Linked DNA regions of Mus musculus: region 1 is linked to region 2. The links are chromatin loops, found by intact Hi-C in ENCODE. Cell type or tissue: gastrocnemius. All regions are shown on one strand. Links, peaks and the distances in the headings refer to the core of each region. The heading gives the core; the rest is flanking DNA.

Region 1 (15,662 bases), core at 6,153-11,152, 350 kb before region 2:
AAATCACCAGGCATTGGTGGAAGCCAGGCAGGAGAAACACTGGCTGGCATCTGTAACAGCAAGGGAAGGGACCACAAGGAACTCCTGGGCTTCTCTTCCCACCTTAATATCTTGGATCAGCTGCTGGGTGGGCGTGTCGATTGGAGCCTTGGTGTCAGTCACATTCTGGATGGCGCTGGACCACCTAGTCGCCTCGTTCAGTAGTTTCGTGTAGAGTCGGTAACAGTGTTTGCGCCCATACACGGTGACATTCCAGTAGCCTGCAAGGCAGCGCAGCACACTTACGTCAGCCACACCCTCTGGGGCCAAGGCTTAAGTCACAAGGCTTGTGATTTAAGTCAGTAAATGCTAGAACTCTACTCATGCTTTATCGGGCACTAGGTATCCGGTGACAAACAGAAAACACTGTGAAGTTTATAGTCAAAAGGAGGGGACATACTAAAACAAGGAGGTCCATCTCTCTAAGGAACACCGGGTGCAGCTAATGCCCTGATCTAGGATGGGCACAGGAAAGAAAAAGTGCAGCACATCCTGAAATCCCTCCCACCTCCGGTCTCTCCTCTTCCCTTCCTCAGCCCTACCCCTCAGTGAAGACCGATGCTGGAGGGTCTGTACGCTCAGACGTGATGTCTGTACACTCAGACAGCACGCTCATCTGACACAAATGGAATAACTGTATTTTTTAAAAAGTCCTATATCGCTGGGTGTGGTGGTGCACGCCTTTAATCCCAGCACTTGGGAGGCAGAGGCAGGCGGATTTCTGAGTTCAAGGCCAGCCTGGTCTACAAAGTGAGTTCCAGGACAGCCAGGGCTATACAGAGAAACTCTGTCTCGAAAAAAAACCCAAACCAAACCAACCTACCTATACAGCAGTTTCTTATGCACTAGGCTAAAATCTGATGATTCTAAGGTCTATTTTTTTGTCTTTTGTTGTTGTTGTTCTTATCTGCATCTCTGAAATCAAATCTTCACTATAGCTTTAAATACTAAGTCTTTAGAACCACGCACTGCCAGCCTCAGGAGGTAGATCAAAAAGAGTATTTCTTTTCGAATGGAGGAAGCCAAAATACATCTTATTCCCTCACCGGAGCAAGCCCGGCCTCTGAGATTTGTCACCCTTTATTTTCAGCCAGGGGGCCTCCTGTACCTGTCTCTTTGAATATCTTCTCGTCTGGGGGCACAACGGAGCACAGGCTGTTGAGGACCAGAGTGCCCAGTTTCAGAGCGTTCTTCTCTGAGCTCTTGTAGTAGTCCAGGGAATTGTGCGTCAGCACGAACCACCGTTTCTTCAGTTTCAGGGAGGACATCTTCGGACTGTTCTTCACTTCCTTATGCAGCCACCCTGGAAAGGAAGGGCCAAGCGTCAGCTGGAAGACTGTGACGAGGAGCTGGGGGATATAGATCAGTGGGAGAGTGCTTCCAGGGCAAACTTGAGGCTACGGGACCCAACCCTAGCACAGAAAAACGTAAGCCAAAACCTAACTGTCACGGCACCTTTCACGTCTGTAAAACATGAATATGTGCTGCACGTTTGCCTACGGGGCTAGAAAATGGCTGTGATCACTGCTTTTTTTTTTTCCCCAAACTCCTCTGTCCAAATAACTTGGAGAGACTGTTTAAGGCTGAAGGGATGGCTCTCACATACTGCTTGCTTTGTAAGCGTGGGAGCCTGACTTGGCGTCCCAGCAACCCTCTAAGGAACCTGGCACAGTGCTGTCCTCAGCAGGAGGATTCCGTGGACCCCAGTGACCCCAAGTTTAGACGCATGGGTGGGCTCCAGGCTTAGAGCCCCTGACGTAAGAAGACAATGGGATATGGCTGGCAGTCACCTCTGACGATGAACTCCTGGCCCTCCACCCTGGTGTCCCCCTTGGATCTCTGCAGCAGGGTTATCCAGTGGTGCATCTCCTCTGGGGTGTCCGCGTTACAGTGCAGCACCCGGTTGGCTGTGATGATCACAAATGAGTTGGGTCTGAGAGAGGAGACGGGATGAGAGAGGAATTAGCTCTGAGACCCAGGGTGGGCATCACCTGTCTGCAGCCAGGCTTCACAGCCTTGTCCCTGGCAGCCCAGGGCTCCCCGGAGACACTGGAATGCTATTTATATTTCACATTACAGCAAACCTTGCTCATATTTCTGTGGCAATAATTTTATGTGTCATTAACCTTTACACTTGGAGCAACACATTCATCCCAAAAATGCCTGAGAGGGGAACCATTCCATCCGCAAGACTTTCCAGAAGGAACTAGTCCCCGGAAGGCAAATAAGGTAACCATGGGGATTTTTTTTTTTTTTAAATGCACCTCCAAACTCATTTCTTCCTAACTCTGGATATAGCTTTGGATAATATTGCTATGAGTTGCGAATGAAATACCAGACAGTGGTAACAGAGAAGGATTAGCAAGTAGGTGTCAGTGGAACATGTTATACCCTTGATTGTCCCCGGTACTAAAAGCTACTGTGTCCACATTTTCAAAGGCACTCAGCAAGGGCTCATTTCCCAGATGGGGATAAAGTGATAATGGAAAGTTACTTTGCCCTGAAGCTCCTGTCTGTCAGTGTTCAGAACCCTTCAAGGGACTGTGTGCATACTGGTTCCTTATCTACCCACTGTCTATCTTATCTATCTAATACTGACTGGGAACTCTCTTGTGAGCTTTCAAATGTTCCCTGTAGCAAAGAAAGCAAAGGCTAAGTGGGCTACCTGTCTGTAGCCAGAGGTCCCTTAACAACTGGGGCTGAGCCAGGAGGTGGTGGCATATGCTTTTAATCCCAGCACTCAGGAGGCAGAGACAGTCGTGTTTCTGTGAGTCTGAGGTGAGGCTGGTCTACAAAGCCAGTTCCAGGACAGGCAGGGATACACAGAGAAACCTTGTCTTGAAAAACCTAACCAAGGGCTGGAGAGATGGCTCAGTGGTTAAGAGCACTGACTATTCTTTCAGAGGTCCAGAGTCCAATTCCCAGCAACCACGTGGTGGCTCACAACCATCTGTAATGGGATCTGATGCTCTCTTCTGGTGTGTCTGAAGAATGATAGTGTAGTGTATTCACATACATAAAATAAATAAATAAATCTTTAAAAAAAAAGAAAAAGAAATAAAAACCAAACCAAGCCAAATCAAACCACAAAAACCAAACCAAAACAAACAAAAAACTGTAGCTGAGAAGGAAGAAAGGTGAGAAAAACCAAATAGTATAATGCAAAGGTATGGCCAGGCTGGGGCAGAGAGTTTGTGAAAAGAAGCAGGCTCAGTGAGGGAGAACTTAGGTAAGCACAGCATCTGGACCCTGGTGACTGACAGCACAGGTGTTAAATGGTGTTGGCTGACAGAGACAAAGGCTTCCCATCCCCCAGCAGCCCCAGAGTACATAACGGGGAGGACCCTGGAGCTCTTACTTTGCCTAGCAGACTTTAAAAAAATATTACTATTACTTATTATAAGGCTTACCACACTCTTATTTACCTCTGGCTATCTTAGCAATGGCAAAAGTCAGTTTTAATTTGGACTCTGCCCCTCGGACAACTGAGTCAGCCAAGGACTGACTCAAAAACGGACAGACAACAAAGGTATCTGACGATGCTTTGCCCTTTAGGTCAAAGTAGAAATGTCAAGGACAGGGCTCATGCTTGTATTTATATTTATTATATCTATCTGCCATGACACTATCATCAGGTCATTATTAATTTTTAAGGAAAGGAAATGCTATAGGCTCCCTATGCTGGAATACCATTTTCCTAAACAGCCATTTTCTTGCTATAAGAATTCCAAGACAGTCAGATGTGGTGGTTCACACACTGGGTCCTAGAACTTGAGAGGCGGAGACAGGAGAAGACTGTCCAAACTTTGACACCAGTCTGGACGAACGTAGTCTCAAAAAATAAAACACAAGAAGAAAAGCTATCCCAAGCAGATCGTCCACACAGAAACCACCCCCTTCTGCTTTGCAGCGTTTGCAAATGGATGGTTAAAGTCTGGCTTCTCATTTACCTTAGCAAGCCAAAGTCAGCCTGCTAGAGGACGTTAGATGAGGTGGTTGCCAGGGCTTCATACATAGCCTAGAGAAGGGGGCAGTGGCAAGGCCAGAGGCCACCATGTTCTCTCTTTGAAGTGCCATATTGGAGCTTACCTATCAGGGCTGTCAGAGGCGCATACAGAATCAATCAGCCCGACATCCAGTGTGCCCTGCAAAGGGACAAAAAGGACAGAAAGGGTGACGAAGGAGCCAGAAGAGCATGACCTCACACGGCATCACCGGACTGTAATTGCTTAAGAGAAGTTCCCTCCCTTTAATAGAGTTCTGGCAGTCTCTAGTGAACTCCTTAAAACACTTTATAAATTCGGGGGCTGGAGAGATGGCTCAGCAGTTAAGATCACTTCCAGAGGTCCTGAGTTCAATTCCTAGCAACCATCTGTAATGACATCTGATGCTCTCTTCTGGTCAGTTACAGTGTACTCACATACATAAAATAAAAAGAAATAAATCTTAAGAAAACAACAACAACCACACACACACACCAAAACAAACAAACAACCCCATAAATTTATCAGGCAGTCCCTCTTGCTCTTAAAACATTTTTACTAATGACTAGCCATCAACTAATGATTAGCTTTTTAATAGTGTAAATTTATTGATTTATGCTATAACCCTTTATTAATTTAACAAATATTCTGCAAGGGGACATTTGATTTTAAAGTTTTCTGGGGGCTGGGAAGAAACAATAACTCGGCAGTTACAAGAGTATACCACTCTTACAGTGGACCTGAATTTAGTTTCCAGTTCCAACACTAGGTGGCTGACAATCTCCTGGAATCCCAGCTCCAGGGGGATCTGACGCCCTCTTGTGTTCTCTGAGGGTAACTGCAACACACATGCACATACCAACCCTCTTAAACATAATTACAAATGAAAACAAAGCGTTTTTAAAAAATTAATTTTACATATTGCATACACACACACACACATATATATGCAAGATATATGCAGTAACTTCCTGTGTGCCCAGAATATGCCAAAAACTCCATTATTCACAATTCATGTGATTCTTCAAAATATAAGTTTTCTGGTACTTCTATAATTTTAAAAATTGTGATTATTTTTAAAAGGTTTTAGGTAGAAGATGTGAAATGTAGCAGAACTCATGTGTAATTTGATTTTTCTGTACGGATTTTTTTAAAGATTCATTTATTTATTATATGTAAGTACACTGTAGCTGTAAGCATACTCCAGAAGAGGGTGTCATCAGATCTTGTTACGGATGGTTGTGAGCCACCATGTGGTTGCTGGAATTTGAACTCAGGACCTTCGGAAGAGCAGTCAGTGCTCATAACTGCTGAGCCATCTCTCCAGCACCTCTATAGAGATATTAAGCAGAATTTAAGACTTTGGACAGCCGGACAGTGGTGGTGCATGCCTTTAATCCCGGCACTTGGGAGGCAGAGGCAGGTGGATTTCTGAGTTCGAGGCCAGCCTGGTCTACAGAGTGAGTTCCAGGACAGCCAGAGCTACACAGAGAAACCCTGTCTTGAAAAACCAGAAAAAGAAAAAACAACAACAACAACAAAACCCGACTTTGGACAGCCGACCTCCACCCACCCGTCACTCACCACAGCATTCTGGGGGTTTGCCTGCTCATCATGCATTTCTCTGATCTCCTGGTCTGTGGACGAGTGGACCTGACTCAGCACGCTGAACCATTGGCTGTGGACAGAGAGGACAACAGTCACGGGTGGCCAAGTTCGGAGTGGCCAAACCATGCTCTCCATTTTTCCTGCCCAGGACCCCGCCTCTGAGCTGCTCTGCTGCCAATGTGCCTGTTTCTCACACGCAAGTTGGTGCACATACTATCATAAGCACAGTCTAAAAAACAAAACACAACAACAACAAACCAGCCCAACTACCGTTAGCAGGATGTACTGTCACATAAAGCACCCGCCCTGGCCGGCACTCAGACCTCACTGAGTGCTACTGAGGAGACACCCATGCAAGGAAAGAAAAGCAACACTAGAGGGGTCAGGAACCCCTCAGACCCATGGCTTGACGTCTGTCTGTCCACTCAGGCTCATTGGGGTTTCCATGGCTGGCCAGGACCCCACACAAGTGAATAAAACCACAGGGGAGGTGGAAATCAAAACAGGTGTCTAAATCAAAAGCAGGAAATTACTGTGATCAAAATTCTTCCATTTTTATTTCAACTGGGTTTTCACTTCCAGAGCATCGTAATGAGAAAGATGGATGGAGAAAAGCAAAGTAGAATAAAAGTCCCACAAGAAGCGGGAACCTGAGATGAACAGAAAGAAAATAACCTGGAACATACATATTTACATGCATGCATGCATACATACATACATACATACATACATACAGTGTTGATTACAAAACACACCAGGGACCAGAGAAGCCAAGGTACCCTTTCCTGTCCAGGCTTGTCTTAGGTCCTATGTCGCTATGCAGTGGAATAATTAAGTGAACAGCTGACATCCTCACATAACGCTAGGCGTATAAATTACTTTCAGCAAAAACTAAACCTCCTTCCTAAGATTCCTGATGGAGCAAATGCTTGAGAATACTCAACACTGTGGACTCGGGGAGCAAACAAAGCCGGGGACATCCTCATCTGCCTGTGGTCATCCTTCTTGGCCAACCAGAGGCACCCTGTAGTCATGACCCTGTCACGTCAAAAAAATGTCCCTAAACCAAACACTGCAACATAGCACAATTCAAGACGTATGCCGAATGAATCACATACATGCACATGCACACAAATACAAAGAACAAAATTGCTTGGCTTTCATTCCTATTGATACTCCTACAACTTAGGCATTTCGTATGAATCATGTATAATTTTAAAATGTATAAAGGGATTCATTTTTTTAATGTGTTCCACTTGTCAGGGGAAACCGGTTTGGCTAAAAACCTCCCAAATGTTAAATTTAGCAGGTCCATTATGGCACAAACAGACAGAGCAACCGCCAGATGCCAGGCCTGTAATTCAGCTGAGGATTCGTGGGCAGTCTCTGGACCACAGAAAGCCACGTGTGGTCTCTAGGAGTCCCAGACAGAATGTTGGGGCTGTAATTTCAGGTCTGCTTGTTTTCCCAGTTTGTGCTATAATTTATGAGTCCAGCCAGGGCTTTAGTCTGTTCCCATGGGAAGAATCGCTTTCTGGCGTTTTGACCTTTCGTGTTGCTGCTGTGGTGTTAGATCAACTTAAAGGCACTGGAATGGCAGGCAGGAGGGAGAAAGCCAGGAGCATGACGGATCGACAGCAATCTCTGATGACTTCTGGGCAGGACACTGAACAGCACAGGACACTTGCTGTCATCCCCAGAGACTACCACCTAGTACTGGCTCAGGGCAGGTAACAACTGCCTCCCACCATGAGCCAAGAATGGACAGGACACTCCACTGTGTCCTAGACTCTACGTCACTGAAGAGCAAATGTCATTTTTCCCTCCCTTTGTCTCATCCCTGTGCTCAAAGCTCCAAAGACAGGCGGCTTACAACAGCCAGCGAGTGACTCCAGAGACTTGAGCCTCTTTGGACAGAAAAGCAGGAGGGTGTGTCTACTCCACAGGACTGAGCCTATATACTATTCCTGTGTGTGCCTTTTCTGTCACTCGGTCTACACAGTATAAATAATGACACCTACCCCACAGGACTGACTGGGAACCAAATGAGTTAACTCTATCTAGAATACGGCTAATGTTAGATAATGTTAGCTTGTCCACTGAGTCCTCCAAGGCAGAGACTTTCAGATCCTCTGCATGCCACAGTTCTATTATTCATTAAGCAGAGGACGTCTAAGGCAACAACGGACTGTTCCTTATGTCTTTGTACAAATTCTTCACCTCTATAGCTCAGAAACATCCACAGAGAAGGGTTTCTGTCTGATCCGGTGCTATTTGAGGCTGTGACATTGCTGTGTTTGAACACATCTGCTAGTGCGAGATTCCTTAAGGGACAAGACGTACATCTCCTATGCCTCTTTAACCGTCCCGATAGAAAGCCCAACTGAAAACCTAAAATCCCATTCAAAGGCAACAGAATAAACAGTGTCTGCATGGGGCTCATGCCTGAACTCCAGGGGAGCGGGGAGGACGTGGTGAGACAGCAGCCCATGCCCAGACCCCTCACCTGGCATCTTCGGGGGACTCCGCGATGAGATGGAAGGTCCTGTCGGCCAGGATGATGTCGATCCCGTTCTCTTTGCTTGTGTTGTCTATGATCTCCCTGCAAGACACAAAGGCAGAGTGGAAATCAAGAGTGCAAAACTCCTACGGAAAGCTGAGAAAGGCAGCCTTACCAAATGACCACGTGGGGAGTGTTCCTTTAGAAATTATATACCGTGCCTCATCACCCCCCGCCCCCAGTTAGAAGCGATTTCTGAGATTCCTAGGAGGTCCCCGAGACTAAGATAGTAGTGGATATTGCATCACATACGCATGTGTGTGGTGCGTGTGATATGGTTCCCATACAGTGTAGAGCGTGCCGTGCCTGGCTCAGAACACCTGAGACCAAGGGTTTTATACTTCAGAACAGGACCTAAGTCTAAACATGGGATGCATTTATTTCTCATCCACACATAGCCTGAAGGCATTTGTCTTGTGTGAAGCAGAAGGTACACTGTGGGGCTATACTCCAGCTTCCTGAATGCAGTTCTAGACAGTGATTTCCACATGCCTGGAGTTTGACTGTAACCAGTCATGTGAGGTTGGAGAGGAATTCCCCACTTGGGGCATCCTAGCAGCACTCAAAGCCTGGAAAGTTCTAGATTTTGGATTTTCAGATTGGGACATACAACCCGTGCACGCATCTGAACTGTAAAGCTTACTTTACAATCAGACGCAGCAAGGGTGAACAACAACAACAACACAGAATAACTATAACACCCACCACCACCACCATCACCACCACACACACACACAAAGTTAGGTGACCATTCTATTTTCTCTCTAAAAAATTAATCATTAATAAAAATAATTAATAATAATAAATAAATAATAAAATAATTTTTCTAACAGGGGTTTTTTGACCACATATAACTGAAATCATAAACATGAATGAAATGAAGGGTTGCTCTCCAGAGGACCTCCAGGGGGCACCAGACTCCCCCTGTGCTCGCAATAGTGCCTCTGCAGTGGGCTTAGGGATGGGGTGGGGGGGGAGGAAGGTGTCAGGGTGTTTCCCTGATGACTCTTTGCACAGTGGACACCCCATGTCTGACTCTGCTCAGAGTCCAACAAAGCCTTCCTCTGCCCTCTGCCTGGCACACAATAGGAGGAAACCCAGGAAGCAGCGTGGTCCCGTGTGAGCTCCTTCCCTAGTCTGTCTCAGCAGCTGTGCTTTGAGGATACCACTCCCTAGCTCCTATGCTGGATATGTGATCAAAGCAGGTACTTACAGGAAAGACTCCGAAGAGGGGATTAGCTATGACGCGCCACTATTGTGAACAGACTAAGGCTCTTGGGCTGGAAGTTGTTATGTTTTTCTCTTCCTTTAGTTTCTCTACTCCAGCCCCCTCCCACACCCCCCTTCTCCAATGCTGGGATTGAATCCAGGCCCTGTGCATGCCGGACAAGCACTCTACCACTGAGCTACATCACCTCTGTAATTTTTATTGAGATAGAGTCTCTTTAGATAGCCAGGCTGGCCTCAAAGTGGCAAGTCTCTGCCTCCGCCCTTAGAGTGAGGACTCAAACATCTGCTCCCTGGCTCACTCTGTTCTGAGAGCATGCCTGCCTTTCAGCCATGGATGATGTAGTAAGATGTGTTTCCTTAATCTCGGACTTCTTAGCATTTAGAACATGGGCAGCATAAATTTGGTTCATTAGCCGGGCGTGGTGGCGCACGCCTTTAATCCCAGCACTCGGGAGGCAGAGGCAGGCGGATTTCTGAGTTCGAGGCCAGCCTGATCTACAAAGTGAGTTCCAGGACAGCCAGGGCTATACAGAGAAACCCTGTCTTGAAAAAAACCAAAAAAAAAAAAAAAATTGGTTCATTAGAAATTACTCAGTTGTGGGTATTTATTTGTTAAACAGAACAAAGTGGCCAAGAAAGGAGCTTCCTATCACAGGCTGAGGCCTGGCTGGTACCTGGCATACCTTCCCCACCACTGCCTCCTGCAGGCTCCAGAGCCAAGGCAGACTTTGGTGTCATCCTGATCTCCTTTAGACACTCCCTAATTAATATCAGAGACTCAGTGTCTGGGACAGGTTAACTAAATTAGGGTAAAACACAAGGGTTTGTGTAGCAGGATGGGAGCAGAGCTGGCAATGCACCTGATGTTAGCATGGTCTTGAGGATCAGCCCGTCTGCTCTGATCTACGAAGCAGTGAATTTATTCACAGCAGAGCATACCAACATGACTGCAATTCTAACAGGCTGGAGACAGTAAATTGGTGTGACCACATTTCTGGACTCACTGAAACAAAGCTCAATGTATTCTGGGCCAGAGGCATGGCTCAGCAGGCAGTTAAGAGCTCTTGCTGCTTTTCCAGGAGCAGAGTTTGATTGCTAGCACCATGTCAGGCAGCTCAGAGAGGTGTGTAAGCTTCAAGAAGACCTGAGACCCTCCCTCTTCTGACCTTTGTGAGTACCCACATATATGTGAACAACCCCTTCCGACACAAATACACATAAATAAAAATCCGAGTTTTAAAGGAACAACCTAAACACAGATGGATTGTAATGTGAAAATCCCGTAAGATCAGGGGACAGAGAGATGAGGGTAAAGGTGAAGGGGAGAGCCGACTCCACAGTTGCCCTCTGATTTGCACGAATGAACCATGGCACATGCACTCGCACACCAACAGTAAGACCCTAGGGAAAAGGCGGAGCCTGTGGTGCCTCCTCTGCACAGAAGAGGGTAGCCTAGTGGGTCTCACGATGGAAGCCACCCTAGTTTGCGCTCCACTGATGGGATAAACACCAGGACCAAAAGCAACCCAGGGAGGAAAGAGTTATTTGTTACACGTCCAGATCACAGTCCATCACCGGGAGAAGCCAGGGCAGGAACTGGAGCAGAGGCCATGGAGGGATGGTAGTTACTGGCTTCCTCAAAATGGCACAGTTAGCCTGCTTTCTTATGTCACCCAGGGCCACCTACTTAGGGCTCACACTCCTCACAGTGGTCTAGCCTCTCTTACATCAAGCATAAATCAAGAAAATGCCCCCACTTGGAGTGGCCTGCAGGCCAGTCTAATCAAGGCTTTGTCTCAGTTGAAGTTTCCTCTTCCCAAATGACCCTGGCTTGTGTCAAGTTGCTAAAACCCAACCAGCACAGGTCCTCGTAGGCAGAAGAACGAGCCCCAGGAATACTGGCTCTTTCCCTCTCAAGAACTCAGACCCTCCATGTATGTTAAAGGAGGCTTCAGACTCCATGACCAGCCTCACAGCTCTGAACCTCAAAATCCCAGAAATGCTCAGAAACAAAGGCAGGGCTAAAGGAGCGAATACGCTTCTCTGAAGTGAAGAGGGCGGTGCTGTTGATGGGGCTCCAGTATAGCTGGGTTCCAGTTCAGGACTTCCCCCAAATGGTGACTAAAACAATAAAGCCAAGGCCTTCTGTTGAGAGAGCCTCGATCTAAAGAGAGCAGAGGGCATCTCGTCATGTTAGGAAACAAGCTCTCAGAGATGGCTGCATGGACAGGAAACAGATCGAGGATTACGTGGCCTGTCGAATTCTGCCGGTCCAGATGTGGGGCTACTGTGGGAATCCAGCAGAGCTGCAGTGCCTGGAATACCCTGTTAAACCCACATGTGCAGGAAGATACTTGGGAAAACAAAAACAGTGGTCAGTGCCCGATGATGCAAAGAAATCCACTGATTTCCTGGAACCAGAGGACGAACGGAAGGCAAGCATTCAGCCTGACTATACTATACAAAGAGTACCTCGGGGTAACCACGGGCGGTAACCATTAGGAAATGTTTTCTTTATAGAAACACTTTAGGCAATAGGAGAGTCCAACAACAGCAGACTCAAAGTACTCAGCAGAAAGAATGACTCCTAAACTGAGATACTGGGAAGGGAAGGAACAGGCTCAGCCAAGCAGTCGCGCGTAACCAGTGATGCCTAGAAACCCGGGAAAGAGTCTTTGACTCCAGCTGCACATGAAAGACAGGACAGAGGTGATGGGAATCTATAAGCCTGAAGATGTGTGATCTTACGTCAACCAGACATGTCCAACCCACGGGCAGGGCCCCATGGCCCAGGATGGCTGGGAACGTGGCCCAGATGTACTGAAAAGAGTGTGCGGTTTTGTGGGGTTTTTTTGTTTGTTTTGTTTTGTTTTCTTGGTTTTCTTTTTCTCTTATTGTACAGCTTTTGAGTGTGCACCTTGCGACAATGTTGTGCTGCAGCATCAAAAGGCTGGGCACAGGCCTTACTGGATTCTGATTAAAAGAAAGAGTCTACATAAGCAAGAAAACCAACAGAGTAGTCTCTGCTGCGCCGATGAGGCAACTGTAGGAAACATGGCAGGAATCTATGGTAGGCGGTGACACTCTCAATCTGGTGAGAATGGATTGTGTTCCCCAAAGCGTCCCTAAGAGCATACTAACATATTTACAAGAAACGATGCCAGCAACTTGCTTCAGCAAAATGCACTTGGTCAGAACAGGTCAGTGGTTGCTCTGCATGGCTGGAGAGTCACTGAAGCAAGGTAAGGACGTGAATTTTGTTTTCCCCTATTCTTGTGTGCACTGAATGGTTTTGCGTGTCAAGCTGACACAAGCTAGAGTCATCACAGAGGAAGGAGCCTCTGTTGAGAAAATGCCTCCATGAGATCCAGCTGTAAGGCATTTTCCCAATCAGTGATCAACGGGGGAAGACCCAGCCCATGGTGGTTGGTTCCATCCCTTAGCTGGTGGTCCTGGGTTCTATAAAAAAGCAGGCTGAACAAGCTTGTAAGCAGCAGCCCTCCATGGCCTCTGCATCGGCTCCTGGCCCCAGGTTCCTGCCCTGTCTGAGCTCCTGTCCTGCCTTCCTCCATGATGGACTATGGTCTGGAAGTATAAACCAAGTAAACCCCCCCCCCCCAAGTTGGGTTTTCTAGCAACAGAAACCCTGACTAAGGAGGGGTGTGAATAGCAAAGAAGAAGGGACATGATGCTGTCCCTTGGTGTCTGAGGCTCTAGGACTCGCCTCAGACACTAATAGCAGCTACTGCAGTTCCTCACATTTGTACGTGACCCGGTACACTGCCATATCTAGGTCGACAGTAATACCCCCCTGCTGTCCCACACTGTGTCAGCAATAGCCAGGGACAAGCCTGTGTCTGCGTATTCGGGAGCCGTGCTGTGGAACTCTACAGACCCAAACGCCCTCAAATCTAATCTTGCTCCTAGTGAACCCCCATTGGACAGTCTGGAAAGACCCCAAAGTTTGCTGTCTGTTCCTTGCTATTGGTTCAAAAATCAAATACACAAACGCCTTGTTTTGCCTCTTTTTCCTTTCCACATTCCCATTAGGAATTTTCCTAAGTTGCTGACACTAGCTCATGGAGAACAATCTTCCATTGTTAAGGCCGGTTGGTGACTTCTGGGGCTAATTTCATCTCTCAAAGCTCATTTTGCCACTTTCCAAATATTTGTGGTTTCCCGGTTCTCAGCAGCATGGGGTACAGGTTATTCTTAAACAATCAGATTTTTATGCCCAGTACCTAGCTAACTGGGAAAAACAGCTGACCCTTGCCCCAGCAAATTTCTAAAAACATTAAATTTTAACAAAAACAGTGGTCCCTTGACAGTCGAGAGCCTTGCTTCTAGATGGGACTGTTGGCTGGAGAGGTTGTGTGGTATCCAAACTGCAGCTCTGTTCTTCCAGTGTGGGGGAATTGCAGGCGAGGGGTTAGGACGCACATCACAGCTAGAAGCTAGCAATTCATCTCAAAACCCGCCTGGCAACCAGCTCCCCATTCAACTGCTGTATGGCAGCCAGATCGAGGAAGAACTCGAAGGGGCCGGCCCTCCACGTCTGCCCTCCCTTTTCCCAGTTTGTTGTGATGGGCTCTCATCATATAGGTCAGGCTGCCCCCAAACTCTCCGGTAGCCCAGGCTGGCCTCAAACTTTACTTCTCCTACCTAAGCCTTCCGGAGGAGCTGAGTTTAGAGGTGTGCATTATACCTGGCTTTGTTCAAGACAACTTCCTCTGCGGGCGCTGCATTACATTTCCAGTGGGTGTATGTTCAAGGGCCTATCTGTCTACTGTGTGAGAAGGAACATCTGCGTGTAATTGCCACCGCATATAAATAAATGCATAAGTAAGAAAATAAAGTGAATTATTCCAAGACTGAGGCTTGCTTTCCAGTTCTTTCACAACTCAACCTAGTGAAAGTGAACTGTCAAGACTGTCTGAGTATCTCTACCAGTCTACTGCAGCCAAGAACTCTCGGGCTAGTGAGATAGTTGAGTCTGTAAAGTAATTGATATGCAAGGTGCTCTCGGACCTAGGTCCAAGCTGCAGAACCTACTTTAAAATCTGGGTGTGACGGGAAGAGGCGCGTAGACCAGACCCAACTGCACTTGGCGTTGAGACCTCACCTGTGCTACTATCTACACATACCCCTCTCCTTATAATGCCTCTAGCAACCTCTTGGTAACTCAGGACACTCCTGCCTGCCTTGAACCACATGCATACCTACCTACTCTAAACACTGAAATAAATGTCCCCTCCCCTTACCTACCACCAAATGAGAACAGTCTCTAGTTCATCATACTCCAGTTACAGCCAGGGAGAGGGGATTTAAAAGAGACTACTGGGACTGAAATTATTTTGAGTCCACGTTCCCTGTAAGTAAACACTTAGCAAGCCCCCCCTATTTAACAGCTTATGCCTATATATAATTAAAAGCCAATGCATTATGGGAAGGGTATACAGCAAAGGTTACATAACTAAAATCTGTCCATCAAAATAGAGAACCGCCCATATTACACCCCTAAGTACAGACTATTGCTCCTGTAAGTCCAATAAAAGACACCCCCAGGTGGCCTGCTGTAACCCCACAGGGGATTTCTGTGTCGGTACTTGTCTGTACCATCAATGTGCTTTTGCATAGCTTCTTCTTTTCCTTGCTAGTTGGTAAGGGAAAATAAGAACCAGCTGAGTGTGTTGGCACGTATCAGCAAGTCCAGCACTGCGGAGACAGAAGTAGGAGGATTCCCTAGGGTGTACTGGCCAGGCAGCCTAACCTATTTGGCAAGTCCCGAGCCCCAGGGACAGACCGCCTCTAAAAGGCGGCTTCTGAGGAACGCTACCCTACACTGATGTCGGCTCCCATATACACACACGCGTGCACACATCAGCTTAGTCAAGAAGCCGAGCTGCCATAACATACTTGGCGGTGCGGACTTCCACGGTGCCCTTGAGCTTCTCCTCGCTATCGTTTTCAAAGTACATCAGCTTCGACTGGCGAAGGACAAACCAGCGCTTCTTCCAGTTCCTCCGGGACAGCGTGGAGGAGCCCCCGCCTTTCTTGTGCAGCCAGCCTTGCTTGAGGGCTTCCTGCTTGGAGCGGAACCACAGGAAGGTCTCGTCCTTCAGGACACACCAGCGGCGCTTCCAGGAGTTCATTAAGCCACCTGTTTCCCCACCCCCAAGAAAGGGCAGAGAAAGGGTTACAGAGTCAATCAAGCCAAGCCACAAAATCCACAGGCCATTTTG
Region 2 (15,662 bases), core at 6,562-11,561:
TTTTGTCAGCATTTCGGATGACCTCATGTGTTTCACTGATAAGTTGAGCTTGACATCTAGACTCACAAAAGTTTGGAAATAGATGACTATTCAGTCCAGAGGCAGGTAAACATGAACCCAGAGGGATGATGTTAAGAGCCCTTGCTCAATAGGATGAGATGCAGTGAGCTACCATGGGACTGCCTCTCACAAGAAGTAGTTGTAGAAAACCATTTTCCTTCTTCACAGCTGCCAGGTTTCTTTCCTGGCCCAAGGGGTGGTGGTGGTGACCCTTCCTTCATCCATTTCAGTCTCCTCCTTTCCTGGTGTTCCTGTTACCTGAGGCGTAGACAACATGTTACTGTCAGAGTCTCTGCTGGCCCTCACAGCCCATTATCAATACAGTCGGCTTGCCCCCTCATCCTCAATGGACCAACTGAGAACAACCATAATAGTGAAAGGCAGAGAAGGGAGGTTGAATCAGTACAGCCACGCTGAGGAGAGGAAGGAAGAGGTCTAGTGGCTCCTTCCACTCATCTCCAGCCTTCTGGCTTGAGGTTTGGGTTTAGGTTGAGAGTGAGAGCTATGCATAGCTAAACAGCTCTGGTCAGGATGTACCCACAGCCATCACTGTTTCAGCTTCATTACCCTGAAAGGTGGTCTGATGGCTTGTCTCTTTCAGGGAGACAAGCTCTCCCTTGGCATCGGGCTTCAGCCTTTTCCTCCTGCCAGCATGGGGAAATTTCAGTCTTGGGGTCAATCACTCAATGGTCTGATAGCCAATGGAAGTGTTTTTAAAAATATCTTTACTCCTGCCAGAATGTCACTTTCGGTGTGGGCTCAGGTCGGGCCAGAGCTGCAATGGTACAGTGAGGAATTAACAGCAGAGGAAGGGAGGACGGGTATGAACATCAGAGAGTGCCTGGGACAATGCCTGGGTGACAGTCAGCACAATCGCCATTCTTTCCATCACCTGCTCAGAGGTAGGGAACATGTACTGTATACAAAACACTGAGATACAATCATAGGGCCATTCTTCCTGGGTGACAAAGCAAATAGCTTGCTCATCTCTCTAGAGTTTTATTTGCAAGTTTTTCTCAGTGTATCTAAGTCCCAGCATCACTTTCATCTTGAAGCTCCAAGACAAGACATCACAGCTCCATCTCTCACAGGAGAACATGAAGACTGGTGTCAAGTAACTTTCTCATGGGATGTGAGTGATGGCTCAATTGATTCTCAATCCCTCAGTGACTCATCAGTCCCCCTGAGTCACCTGATGTCAGAGCCTGGCCTGGGCAGGGTAGTCACTGAAGGTTAGTCACAGAGTCTCTGGGGTCTGCTTTGTGTCAGGAGCCCCCACAGGGTAGGAAAAGGAGGACTACCCGAATCCTGCAAGAGCCTCCCAGTTAGCCTTTGAAGTACAGGAGCCTGGGATCAAAGGAAATATTTTCTTGGACTCAGTATTTGTCCTTGATCTGCTACAAACCTTAATTTAATTAACAACATAAACTTTGCAATGACATCATTTTCCTAACTCGCTTTAACTGATGACATTTCTTCTAGTTCTAAGTAGTTTGGACCAAATAAAGGTGAGATATAAAAGAACACTATAGACTATGCAATACTTCTCTCATGACTGTTTTCAGTGGTACTCACCCAAATTTGTATGCCTGTCATGCTTCCATGAGTAATGAGTGGTGGTGGGAAATATTTTGGATTCAGCTATTGACTCGTGTTCCAGAAAGGCAAGCTTCCCAGATTCCTTGATGCTTGAAAAGATAGATAGTATTTTTGGAAGGAGTGTGCTAACATTGTGATGTGGTCTTTAAATCAGGCATTCTACAAGTATTAACACTTTCAATCATTACTGGGATCTGTAACACAGGTGTTTCTTTTCTAGTCATGGAAGAAATTAAATGGATTTCCCATGGTCACGTGACTTGGATTTTACTCTGTGAGAGCAGAGGTCAAATTCTGTTGTGGTTCAGTGGGTCCAGGTGCCTCCTGGCCTTGGGGAGACCTCCAGGGTCCTTCCCTGTACTTGAGAACTGAAGAAAAAATCATTCTGGAACTTAACGTCTCTGCAGAGCCACACACCCAAGCTGTGGTCTCTGGGGAAGGTGGCCTTTGTCCTTACACTTATGAGAAAGTGTGTGTGTGTGTGTGTGTGTGTGTGTGTGTGTGTGCTTATTATATGTAGCCTGTTATGTGTTTATTGTATGTACTTCTCAGTGTGGGTCGGTGTACCCCTCTCTCAGTCACTTTTTGTTGTTGTGCTAAGGCACCATGTCCAAGTCAACTTATAGAAGAAGGAGTTCATTGGTGCTTACAGTCTCAGAGGGTGAGTACACGACCATCACGGTTTGGAACATGGAAGCAGGCAGGCAGGCATGGTGCTGAGCAGTAGCTGAGAGTTTATATGTTGAGACAACAATCATGAAACAGAGAAAGAGAGAGAGAGAGAGGGAGAGAGAGAGAGAGAGAGAGAGAGAGAGAGAGAGAGAGAGAGAGGCACTTTGTATGCATCTATCTTCCCAGGGTCTGCATTCATTGCAGAGACAGATTTGCCATGAGCAATTGCTTTAAGATGGATTCCCTGTGGAGATGGTGACATTACTGGCCCAGATTTCATTGGCCCTGACCAATGTCCTGTAGAACCTGTGTTTGCAGTTGTAGACGTGGACAGTATTTTGGGTTGGTCATTTGAGTTCATTGGATCCCACAATGGATGGTTTCGTGCCGCTGGTAACAAATGACATGGTAAGGCCAGGAGCTAAAATTGGAGCTCACTGCTTGTCTTTTCCACTTTCCTTTTCATTTTCTAACAACCCCCTGAGATTCTGTAAGATACTGTTAGCTACTGCTAGCATGAATGGTAATGCGTTCTTTTTCAGTCAGGGCATGCTCTTAAAACAAGACAACAAAGGGAGAAAAATAGTGAGGGAAGAGGGAGGAGGAGGAACAAGAAGAGGAAAAAGGGGAGAAGAAGAAGGAAGAGGAGTGGAAGGAGAGGAGGGGAGGAGGAGGAAGAGGAGGAAAAGGAGGAGGTAGAAGAGGAAGGGAGGAGGAGAAGGAAAATGAGGAGGAAGAGGAGGAGGAAGCAGAGGAGGAGGAAGCAGAGGAGGAGGAAGCAGAGGAGGAGGAGGAGGAAGCAGGGGAGAACCTTGTTCTACATTAACAAAACCTCTAATGTGCAGGTCAATATCTTATCCATGCCTCCAAAGAGAGGCCAGTTCTAATATCGTAGGCTCCCCTAGAATTGTCTTCCTTGATATATAAAAACAAACAAACAAACAAACAATTTTAAAAAAACCCTCACAGGACCCTTTTCTTTAAGTAGTCTGCAGTGTGTACAATCCCCAGAGTCCGCTGGAGTTTTCTGAAATCCATGGACCACGTGTCTTCCTCCCTCTGCCTCTCTCATCCCCTCCACTGTCATCATTTCTTTAGCTGTGAAATTTCTAAGCTTCTTACTAGAATTTGGTGCGTGAGGTTAAAACCCCAATAAATAAAATGGGATCTTGGCACAAATAATCCGTTTTGTTTTTAGAGTCACATTCAGAACGAGCTACAATGAAATAGATTGCCTGGTAATGAGGCTCCTAATCGTTTCTCTGAAATCTTAATTGAAATGATTGCTCTAGAGGAATTTTGCCAAACAAATACCATGCAATTTGTAATAATAATAAAAAAAAATGATTCCAGTGTGGGTTAGTGCATCAGAACAGCATGGTGGGCACAGGGGATGTGCTCTAGCTTGCAACAAACTTGATACTTCCCTCCTCTCCTCTCCTCTCCTCTCCTCTCCTCTCCTCTCCTCTCCTCTCCTCTCCTCTCCTCTCCCTCTCCCCCTCCCCTCCCCCTCCCTCTCCCTCCCCCTTCCCTCCCCCCTCCCCTCCCCTCCCGTCCTCTCCTCTCCTCCCTAGCTGCTCTCCTTCTTTTCTTTCTCCTTCTCTTTCATCACTTTCTTCCTTTCCACATCTACTAAATACAGTTATCACACTGAGCGGATGTTGCTGGCTGTTGAAACTGGACACCAGACGCAGACACTACCGCAGTCTCCTTCATTCTGTTGCATGAGCTTGACATTTTCAATAATCATAAAAAAACAATTCGTCAGGGTCATAAGTCTGCTGTAGTGGCTCAAGGTGAACTGCACTCCCTATGAAAGCTAGCATGGACCTGTGTCTTACATAGAGATAGGAAATGACCTACTGCTATTCTTCGAGGTCAAAGCCATCTTACAACTCTGGAACCCCACTCAGTTACACAGAGCCACCTGATAGGAGGGACCCCCCCTCCAAATTTATTCAGATTGCTTATTTGGGGAAAAAAAATCTTTGCTTCATTTCCCTCAAAAATACCTTCTCCTTTTTAAACCCGAGGCAAGGATGTTCTGGAAAGAAAGACTACACCCCCCACCAAAAAAAAAAAAAAAAAAAAAAAAGGCAAAGGACATGCAAGAGAAAGGATCAATTTATTACAGCGTTAGTGGCGCTAACAGTGCATGGCTGTTCTCAGCTCTAAGGGGCCACCCAGGAGAACTGATAGCGGAATGGCCTCTAATTAAAAAGCCTTTTTCTTGGAGATACTTTTCCAGTCTTCCCCTAGAACCTTCGAACCAGTCTCACGCACTGGTTTACCATATCCCAGCCTAGCAGGGGCCAGGCGTGGCGGGAATATAATAAGCTGATGGGGAAAATCTGTGAGTGAGTAAGTGAGTGAGTGAGTGAGTGGCTCTCAATTAGAAATCCGAGCAAAGAGAAGGTCGGTCAGGAGACAGAGGAGCGGGTTGAAAGCCGGGATCCTGAGATCACGTGGCTGCCCTGTACTTACTTCCTTACCCAGGGGCTGTGGATACGGTTGGAGGCTTTTGGACGTTTCTAATTCCTTGCCCTTTGCGGGAGCGTCTTGTCCTATGCATTCCGAATAAGCCGCATGTTTAACCTAATCCCAGCAAACTGTTCTGCTTGGGGTTTCCAGGGAATAGAGGAATGCACTCTAGGCAGGATTATTTACCTCTCCTGCCCGCACCCGGGTAAGCCTCCTAGAGCAGCTAATTCTCCTGTGTTTTGGCAGCTCCTGGCCACCAGCAGTAGGGGATCAGCGGTCCTGGTCCTTCCTTCTTCCCCAGTCGGTGGCCCCTACATTCCTCCTCTACCTTGGTACCCACCCACTGGCCCCGGAGTGAGGCAGTGTCCTGACATCTCCAGAGAGAGGGAAACAGCAGGACTCTTGAGGGACCCTGAGGGCTGGTGAGTTGTCCCAGGCCTGCACATTCCTGCCCTCCCTGAGAAGCCCCAGAGTTCCTGCCATTCCCATTCCGCAGCTGCCACTCACCCTGCAGCTCTCCCTGGGTCTCCCTTGGGATGCCTGGCACTCTTGCTCCTGAGCCATTGGTCTTTGTCTCCTGGGGAGTAACCCCTTCTCTGTCCCCATTCTCCTTGAAGTTCCTTCTGAGGACCCTCTTACTTTTCCTTGACCCACTTTCCTCCACTTGGTTGGGTATGTGCGTTATATCAACTGTCCGTGGTCACTTCCTGTCTGTTATGCTCCTGGTTTGGAGCAGTGTATATACTCTGTTGAATCTTTGATGCCTTGTGATTTTCCTTGAATCGCTTCACCCTTGCTATGTGTGCGATTCAGGTGACTAGTTCTTCTCACCTCCAATTCAATTAAGGTGTGTATGTGTGTGTGTGTGTGTGTGTGTGTGTGTGTGCGCGTGCGCGCGCTCTCACACTAAGTACTCTGGCTACCATCGCTGAGACTTGAGCTCCAATTTTGACTTTGTGTGACTTTCATTATTTCCTTAATGTTTTTAGGCTTGCTGGCTCTTCCCTGAAATGCGGTTCTCGGGGACTTTTACATGACAGCATTTGGAGGATTACATGGGAAGGCACATGTGTGATAATGGTCAAGCAGAGCTGACTGTTATCACATCTGCTGGCCTCCCTTAATTCACCATTGTCACACCCATCTTTACAATTCCTTAGCGTTTATATGTCAGTGTGTGTGTATGTGTGTGCGCACGTTGATGCAATTGTGCTTATGGTGGTCATGCGGAGAACGTCCAGGAATCTTCCCCTTCCTTTCCTTTAAGCAGGTTCTGGGGATCAAACTCAAGTTGTCAGGCTTAGTGGCAAGAGTCTTTACCTGTGCTGACGTCATCTGACTCCCAAGTCAACTGTGTCTCATGAGAGTTCCTGCCTTCCTTACTCCAGGAACACGAAGCTCGCTTCTACTCTAACAACTTCCTAACTCCAGACACAGTGGCTTCTTATCTCGTCCCTTCTCTCTCCTGGGGGGACTTGTGTCCCATCCCTTGCATCCTATCTTCCTGTGACCTCATCCTGCATCATCTGTCTTGTCAGGGACTTTGCTGTCACTGAGATCAACTGTGATGCGTCTGTGATTCATCTCGCCTGAGTGATACGTCTATTCTGTGGTTACGCTTCCAGCAATTACTCCGTTACATGAGACTATGGGGCCGAGCCACTCCCTGAAGCTACTTTTCCTACCCCCCAAGCTGGATGATGACATGTGGAGAATCTGATAACCTACCAGTCATCAGAAGACTAAGCCCTAGGTCATAAATGCCTTTGATCACACAGTCTGAGTTGCGTAGGAGGCGATGTGCTTGGTGGGGGTGGGGGTGGGGTAGGGGGTGAGATGGCCCTTTCCATGGAGATTTTTACTGTCTGAATTTTATGTTGGGTTTGGATGAGAAATGGCACCAGACCCTGTGAGTTGTGGGGAAATTCAGCATGGATTTGTATTTCAATGTGTATTTCTTCGATTTCTATTGGATTTCATTCAGTTCTTTTAGAAATGCTTGTATGTTTCAACTCTTCAGAAGCTCACAAGGAAAAGGGATTCTGTCATCTGGAGAGAGGGTGATGCTAGGGACCTGGTTCTAGTTTGGAGCCACCCCCTAAGGCAGGGCCCATCTTGGAGACCGAGTGCCACTGGCAGAGGGGACACTGAGCACCTCAGCACAGTGATACACCTAAACAAACCGGCTAATGACTTTCCCATCTTGGGGACAGGTGGAGGCAGGGCACCAAGGGAGAATACTTAGCTCTGCTTATGCCCACTCGTTCCAATGGCTCTGAGGTTGGGGGAGGGGGCTTTTTCTTAGAATGGAATAGGCAGAGGGAGCAATTCTCGTAGGCAGTGGAACAGGAGAGCCTGACAATGCCCTTGAACCATTCTGTTCTGGGATTTACGGCTTCTCAGAAACCAGAGCCGTTTCTGTCTAAGCTGTGTACCTAAACATATTCTAGGAAATACCTTGTTAAAATGGTGACTTTGTCCCTGCGTGATTCATAACTACAATCCCGGATGGTACAGTCTACTTCACACACAGGCTATATGATACAACCTTCAGCTTCTAGGTTGCAACTGTGATGCAACTAAGTGAACCATGATCTGGGAACCATCCAATGGGGTGTGTGGTCCTAAGAGGATAGACAAACAACACCAGACAGAGGAATTTTTCAGCTTCACTGCCTCTCATGGGACCATGGTTACATCTGCCTACCGCCCATCCCCCGTCAAAGTCCTCAGGAGGCATGCTGCCATGCACAGACCATCTCCTAAAGGCAGCTGCTTATGAGCTGTCATTTGGGAACATTTATTCATTCTTTTTATTTATTAATTTATTTATCTTGAGACAGGGTTTTTCTTGGTAGCTAGTTTTGGCTGTTCTGGAACTCACTCTGTGGACCAGGCTGGCCTGGAACTCAGAGATCTGTCTGCCTCTGCTTCCAGAGTTCTGGGATTAAAGGCGTGTGCCACTACCACTGAGCCATTTATTTATTCTTATAAGTGATAATTAATAATACAGGGTAACCGAGTGAAAGAGGGAGCTGGAAATCCTTTCTTCGGAGTTCTGTAAGATGAGGACTTAAGATAGGAAATTCAACTCTTCTTTGCATCTCAGAGATGTTATCTTTATGTGCTATTTTCCTCCTTTCCTCCCCACCCCCCAGTATTTTTTTCTTATATAACATATTGAACCTGGAGTCACGTGCTTGCTAAGGAACCACTCTGCCAATGGCCTATATACAGAGTGTAAATGCTGCCCTCTTACCTTTCCCTTCTCAATGACTTAAGATTAGGAAAAAGTTACCGCAATACTTTGAGACTCGCGGGAGCACAGTGGTTTAAAACACCAGGCAGACTATGTAGCTTTTTGGTCTTTTAAGTCACACAAATGGATGCAGAAATCACCGAGAACTGTTGACTGGGAGAGGGAAGAAACAGAGAAAAGGGGAGACAAGAACAGAGAGAATGTCCCAGGACCTTGCATTAATTAAGGGTCTCTTCACAGGGTTCCTCTGTTCCATCGACTTCTTTCTGACTTTGGGGTTAGTGTCCTTAGGCTGCCAGAACAAATACCACAAGCCGGGTGACTTGGACAACAGGACCCTGTGTTCTCACAGATCCAAGGGTTAGGAGTCTGGAATCAAGGCCTGGGAAGGGACGTTTCCAGGGGCTTCCACGCAATAGCTGGTCAGCACTTTGCTCCTGACTGCTGGGCTGTCACCAGTCCTTGGCGTCTTTTGTTTTATAGATATGCCACTCCAGTCTCTGCCTTTGTTGCTCCATGGCAGGTCTCTCTGTATCTCTAAACGTCCTCTGCTCAGAAAGATGACAGTCACTCTGGACGGGGACTCTCCCTGATGGCTTCTTTTTAACTTGATTACATCTCCAAAGAACATCACACAAGATGGGGAAGGGGATCTTGACGCAGTTTGAAATGCTATCCTATCCTTAGCTCTGACCAAATGAACGGAAGGGTTCCCTTGGCCCCAGGCACTGTGAGGGTTTTCTGTGTGAAGGATGCTTCCGATGGCCGGGGTGCCCAGTGCGCACGCGCACACTGGCTGAGCTTTGTTCAAAATTTCTGTCCTGGCTTCCCTTTGCCTTGTCCCAAGCCCTCGGGTGTTCAACTCCTAGACTAGGATTTTATTTTTAGAGTAATGAATAATTTATGTTTTGAAAATGACTAATGAAAAAGCAATCAACCACTTTGGGCTGGATCAGAGTCTGAGGTTCTGGTCCCTGGCACTCGCTTCGCATCTCTCTGCTTCAGCTAGAGGGGAAGGTGTCTGCTTGACCTTTTTTTCCCTGTCACATGACGCCTTCCACAAGTAAGCTGTGTCCTCCTCAGGGAGCGCACATGCGACACATAATGAAATTAAACCTCTGCCACTCCAAATTCTCACTTTCAAGGGTCTGCCACTTGCCTACTTTTTCTTGTTTCTGGGTATCAGCAGAAGTGGGGTGGGGGGGTGGGATGAGGGCGGAGTAGCGAGGCACAGAGTAGGATTTTTTTTCGTGATATTTTGGGCTCGAAGCCTCGTGCGCATTCTTGGGCTGGTTCGGGTTTCCGGGGCACGTACACTCTGACCTTAGTTTGGGGCCAACCCTGAGCGCTTCAGTCAGCTACTTTTTAGCAACGGCGGCCAGAAAAATACTTTTTTTTTAAAAATTTATTTTCCCGTGAGTGCCTTCTGAAATTGTTTTGCTGTGCTACGTCTGAGAAACAGTAGCATTTCGTTCCCCAGAAACAGTTCCTTTTTGGCATGTTAATAAAATGACCGGTGTTACCTAAATTAGGGGTTTTGAGTTTGTTCTGGAGCTTTTTAAACTACAGCGCCCCCTAGCGGGAATTTTGTGATATTCATGCTTGTTCTGGTTGATCAGTTTTCGTCCATGCTTCCAAAAAGTTGTTGTGAAGCTACTATGAAGAACCACAGGGGTGGATATTTCATAAATAAGCCAAAAAGAAAAGGAAGTTTTATGGGTTTTAAAAAAATGTTAGCTGTTTTCTTTCATTTTACCACGTAATTAAAAAAGAGTTTCTCCTGAACCAACAACCTATATGGACAAGTGTTTGGGAAGAGACCCTTGAGTCTCTGGTATGGTACATACATGTCTCTTTAAAGGCATGTCCTTGAAACCAGAACTCAGGGGTTTTCTTGTGTAAGGGGATGGTCTAAGAGAAACATTGAGTTATAGACCTTGTTCCTTACTGGCCTTGGCTTGTCAAGGGCTCTTATGGGGTAGACTTCTGAGACCCTTGGAACCTGGGGGGCTTAGTTAATCGCCCCCTCCCCCACACAAGCACAGAGCCTTATATGAATCCCTCCAGAGAGTTGGAGTGTGTTCTACATTCAAGACCTCATAGGAAAGATCCATAGCCTCCGTGGAAGGAAATTTACAGATTCCCGGATTCATTGACTTACAGTGGGAAAGGGGATAAAATCGCTTGGCTGGAGTTTCCCGTGTTACAAAGTTAGTAATTAACCGCAGCGAGGCGAAGGACAATCAGAGGCTCACTGAGAATGTAAGAGTAGTAACAGTATGAGCCATGCAACCCCAGGCTAGGGCACAAGTCTCAGAAGGTAGATAGGGTGACCTGGGACTCCATGCATGTCACACCGGATCCTAACACTCTGAGATCCAGTAATGGATAATGTCACCTTGTCCCTTATAGGATAATGGCATTTGTGCATTTACCTGTCGTGATTTGAATGAAAGTCAGCAGTTCTCTTTTTGAGAGTCTTTGCTGGACGGGAGTCCATTGCTTTTCTGGGCAAGCCTTCTTTTCCTCAGGCTCACACTCGTTATCCCCTAGTGAAAGGTTTAATTAGGCACAGGGCACTAAGGGCTTGCTGCAAGTGTGAGGAGCTGAGGCAGGTTCCCAGAGCCCATGAAAAGTAGACTATCTGTAATTCCAGTGCTTCTAGGGCAGGATGCAAAGCTGAGACTGGAGGATTCCCAAGAGCTCACAGACGGATCCTAACACTCTGAGAAGCTGTTAGCATTTCTGGGCTCATGGCCCACCAAGCCAACCTTCTTCACACCATACATGTATCCTTATGAGGGTATCTGCCATGGATGTAGGTCTCACACAAGTGATCAGTAATTGTCCCATTGGGGAATTTCCCCATTGGCTTCTTGTTGTATGCAACAGAGAACAATGAGAGGAGACCCTGTCTCAAAGAAGGGAGGGGTCAAGGCCCACCACCGGGAATAGTCTTCTCTGACTTACACAACTACACATGCTTCCCTCCTGCACACAAGCATGCGCACACATGTCCACAAACATCGCTCATGGACATGCTTACACTCAAGATTTAAAGAAAAAGATTCTGTTGGTCTTCCTGTGGAGTCCCTGTGGGAGGGAGCCATGTGATGGGGGTGGGGGAGGACTGGGAGGAGAGGGAGGCAGATACTGGGATGCAAAGTGAATGAATGAATGAATGAATGAATGACTACCTACAAAACCCCATAAAAAAGAATGAGGTTTTATCCTAAATATACTTGTTCAGCTTTTCCGACACTTGACGGCCTTTCACATGCTTGTTTCAGGGAGGTTACAGTCCGCCATGGTCAACGCAGTACAGCTCTTGGGGTTTATATTCTTCTGTCGTGTGCGCACACAGCCGCTGTCGTGCAGCTTTTGCCTCCCGGGCTTCTGCATCAGCTTTTACTGCTGGTTTTGGATCGTGGCAATGTAGAGAGTTGAATGATGACCCCTCCTCCAAACAATTGTCCCCAACCTGATCTCCAGCATATATGGACATTTCCATATTTGCAGACATATGAGTTAAAGCTTTGGAGATGGGGAAATTACTGATCACTTGTGTGGGACCTATGTCCATGGCAGATACTCTCATAAGGACATATGTATGGTGTGAAGAAGGTTGGCTTGATGGGCCATGAGCCCAGAAATGCTAACAGCTTTTCTGGAAATGCTGACGGCAGGCAGGAGCTAATAAGAAGCAAGGAGACATTTTCCCCAGCACAGCCGCACTAACACCTTGACCTATGGCCTCCAGGCCTGGAGGAAGTTACATTTTTGTTGCTTTGAGCAACTAAGTTGCAGTTACTTATTTGGGCAGCTACAGAAGGCTGGCTGGGTCCTGTTTCTCATATTTCCTGATATAAGACAGCCAGTCATGGTTTGCTTAGTTAATGTTACTTCCAACTACCAACATTAGAAAATTAGTGTCTCTGTGTGTGTGTGTGAGAGAGGGGGGGGGCAGAGAGAGAGAGAGACAGAGACAGACAGAGAGATACCAGGGAGGAAGGGAAAGAGAGGGGGGTGAAAGTTAGAGGAGCTTGCAGGAATCTGGTCTTTTGCTCCACATGTGGGTCCCAGGCCAGGGATGGAGCTCTTGTTGTAACACTTGGTGGTGGCAAGTGCCTTGACCCACTGCACCATCTTGCTGCCCCAAGCCTTTCGCCTGACATCTTGACTCACCCACCTCATTCAGGCTGAGTGCATTTTATTTGTGGCGTTTTTATCTGCTCACTGCATTATATTTGTGGCGTTCTAGTCACATGATGGGCTGGCTCGACAACTACCTCTGCCAATCTTTGTCTAGCACTGGAGATCTGTGGGTTTTTATCAGCCCGCTGAAAAGAAATGGATTTATTTTAGCACATCACACATTCTGGAAGAAAATGTTAGGAAAGGTAGAGAATGGAACAGTTTGACATCTTAGAAGGAACGAGAGTCATGTGGTGCTTTTAAGCAATGGCACAGAAAGATATACCTTCTCAAAGCTGTTTATATTACATACTTTATATCCAGTCTACAACCACTAATGATGTTTTGTAAGGTCCCATTGTACAGTTCTCATTTTTGAAGTAAGATGTGGGGCAAGGACTGACAGAAGACAGTGGTCCTGTGAAGGAGGCTTTGGGGGCAGTAGAAAAGGAGTGGGGAAGGAGGAAGAGGGGGAGGAAGAAAAGAAGAGGGATGGATTAGGAGGAGGAGAAGTGGGGTGAAGGAGGAGGAGGTGGGAGAGGAGGGAGAGGAGGAAAAAAGACATGGAGGAGGAGGGGGTGGTGGAGGAAGAAGAGGAGAAAGGAGGGGGAGGGAGGGGGAAGAGGAAGGAGGAGGAGAAGAAGGAGGAGAAAAAAGGAGGAGAAGGGGGAGGGAGGGGAGGAGGAGGAGGAGGAAGAGGAGAGAATAATGCCAGAGGTGGGCAGGTATTCCAAGGATGCTCTTGGTCTCTGCCCTCCTGAGGGTTGGAGCTGGGTGGGCATTGTCTGCAGGTCTCTCTGGGGTTGGGAGGGCAAGGAGACAGATTTTCCATGCAGTTAGTAAGTAGTTCAGAGGGACACTTTCCTGGCTGGAATCCAGCTTTACTGATTGGGGGTGGACAAGGTCTTCTCTTGGCTTTCCTTTCTGCTTCCATGAAATGCCTGTTATAGGTTGATTTTCATACAGTATTGTGGGCAGGATTTTGGGGGATTTTCTGGTCAGGAAAGTTCTGAGGATGACTCCCAGACATGGAAGTGATGTCACTCACATACTTGTGCTTTAAATATCCAATTATTATGAGACTCCGTAAAATTGAGAAGCTGGAATTCTGTAATTTAGGTAATATCCTCTGACTAAGAGCATCAAGACCCCACTTATATCTGTGTAACCCTGAAAGTAGGGTTTCCAACAGAACTGTGTCGTGTAGGAGGGAACAAAAAAGCTGCTACTAATTATTATGTATGTGCTGTAGGTAACTACACTTACAGGTGAGGCCAGGATGCTATGCCTTCTTGGTAGCTACACTCACAGGCCAGGGAAGTGTGCTTTGTGCTGTTGGTAGATACACTGTCAGAGGTCACTGTGCTGTGTCCTAGGTAGATACACTCACAGGTCACTGTTCTGTGTCCTGGGGAGATACACTGTCAGAGGTCACTGTGCTGTGTCCTAGGTAGATACACTCACAGGTCACTGTGCTGTGTTCTAGGTAGATACACTCACAGGTCACTGTGCTGTGTCCTAGGTAGATACACTGTCACAGGTCACTGTGCTGTGTCCTGGGTAGATACACTGTCACAGGTCACTGTGCTGTGTCCTAGGTAGATACACTCACAGGTCACTGTGCTGTGTCCTGGGTAGATACACTGTCACAGGTCACTGTGCTGTGTCCTGGGGAGATACACTGTCACAGGTCACTGTGCTGTGTCCTAGGTAGATACACTCACATGTCACTGTGCTGTGTCCTGGGGAGATAGACTGTCACAGGTCACTGTGCTGTGTCCTGGGTAGATAGACTGTCATAGGTCACTGTGCTGTGTCCTAGGTAGATATACTCACAGGTCACTGTGCTGTGTCCTGGGTAGATACACTGTCACAGGTCACTGTGCTGTGTCCTGGGGAGACTGTCACAGGTCACTGTGCTGTGTCCTGGGTAGATACACTGTCACAGGTCACTGTGCTGTGTCCTGGGGAGACTGTCACAGGTCACTGTGCTGTGTCCTGGGTAGATAGACTGTCAAAGGTCACTGTGCTGTGTCCTGGGTAGATACACTGTCACAGGTCACTGTGCTGTGTCCTGGGTAGATACACTGTCACAGGTCACTGTGCTGTGTCCTGGGGAGACTGTCACAGGTCACTGTGCTGTGTCCTAGGTAGATATACTGTCAAAGGTCACTGTGCTGTGTCCTGGGTAGATACACTGTCACAGGTCACTGTACTGTGTCCTGGGGAGACTGTCACAGGTCACTGTGCTGTGTCCTAGGTAGATATACTGTCAAAGGTCACTGTGCTGTGTCCTGGGTAGATACACTGTCACAGGTCACTGTGCTGTGTCCTGGGTAGATACACTGTCACAGGTCACTGTGCTGTGTCCTGGGGAGACTGTCACAGGTCACTGTGCTGTGTCCTAGGTAGATACACTGTCACAGGTCACTGTTCTGTGTCCTGGGGAGATAGACTGTCACAGGTCACTGTGCTGTGTCCTGGGTAGATGCACTGTCACAGGTCACTGTGCTGTGTCCTGGGTAGATACACTGTCACAGGTCACTGTGTTGTGTCCTGGGTAGATACACTCACAGGTCACTGTGCTGTGTCCTGGGGAGATACACTGTCACAGGTCACTGTGCTCATCCTGGGTAGATACATTCATAGGTTACCATGCTGTGTCCTATCAGTAGATATGGTCAATGTGCCGTGTGCTCTTGATGGCTGTACTCACAGGGACTGTAACAACAAATTGCCTTCCCTTATTAGAGCAATCTCCTGTCTAATTCTTTGATTCATTCAAGAATTTATTAAATTTATCCAATGAGTTCAATTCAGAGTCAAATTGATTAACCGAATTTAGTCATTACATGATGACACCATTAGAAATATGCATGAGACCTGTCCCTATGACCCAGTGTCTTTTTCTTAGATAATTTGGGGCATAGCATCCTGTAGCTCCCAAACTTTGTGAAACTGTGTCCCGAGGCCCCTTGGTTCAGAATAGGGCCAGTGGAACAAAATGAAACCAAAAGACTTACCAACATACATATAAACATGTGTATTATGCTCTTGTGCTACACTAGAGGTTTTTTTTTTTTAATGTGACAAAAGGGAAGTAAGATTTCTATTCAGATGTATTGCTAATTACCCAGCCTGGTTATCAGCTGTCACCTAAAGACACAGTGTATACTTAGGGCAGGGTTTCTCTCTCACAGTGGAACCTCAATGGACTTCACAAATATATTTCTGCAATTAAAATCTATTTGAGAGATTAGAGAGATGGCTCAGAGGTTATGAGTGCTGGTTGCTCTCTCAGAGGCCCCAGGCCTGATTCTCAGCAACCACGTGGAAATTCACAACTGTCTATACCTGTAGCATCGGGAGACCCAGCATCTCCTTTTGGCCTCTGTAG

Evidence for each region. Hi-C counts contacts between places; a loop is a spot of excess contacts. Peaks named below come from ENCODE experiments on the same cell type or tissue, not always from the same donor. Only the 100,000 strongest peaks of a DNase experiment are listed, where the experiment ranks them.
Region 1: it touches region 2 in a loop (2.9-fold over the local background); 5 of 42 quality-filtered maps call a loop at or near these places.

Annotation. Positions count from the first base shown.
Region 1 is chr15:25,785,721-25,801,382 of GRCm38, reverse strand. Myo10 (myosin X) reads right to left here. Exons shown (of 41, transcript NM_019472.2): 27 at 15,337-15,580; 28 at 8,137-8,232; 29 at 5,607-5,700; 30 at 4,129-4,184; 31 at 1,830-1,972; 32 at 1,148-1,342; 33 at 103-260. Among named protein-coding and RNA genes, the nearest start is that of Retreg1, 50 kb to the left of the region's middle. In gastrocnemius, for the core only: a CTCF peak has its summit at 9,090 (motif pointing right); a DNase peak (open chromatin) is centred at 9,154; H3K27ac peaks cover 1,371 bases.
Region 2 is chr15:25,435,151-25,450,812 of GRCm38, reverse strand. Gm48957 (predicted gene, 48957) reads right to left here. Exons shown (of 4, transcript NR_168943.1): 2 at 1-318. Among named protein-coding and RNA genes, the nearest start is that of Gm48957, 29 kb to the right of the region's middle. In gastrocnemius, for the core only: a CTCF peak has its summit at 9,640 (motif pointing left); DNase peaks (open chromatin) are centred at 7,533, 8,855, 9,375 and 9,644; H3K4me3 peaks cover 932 bases; H3K27ac peaks cover 1,850 bases.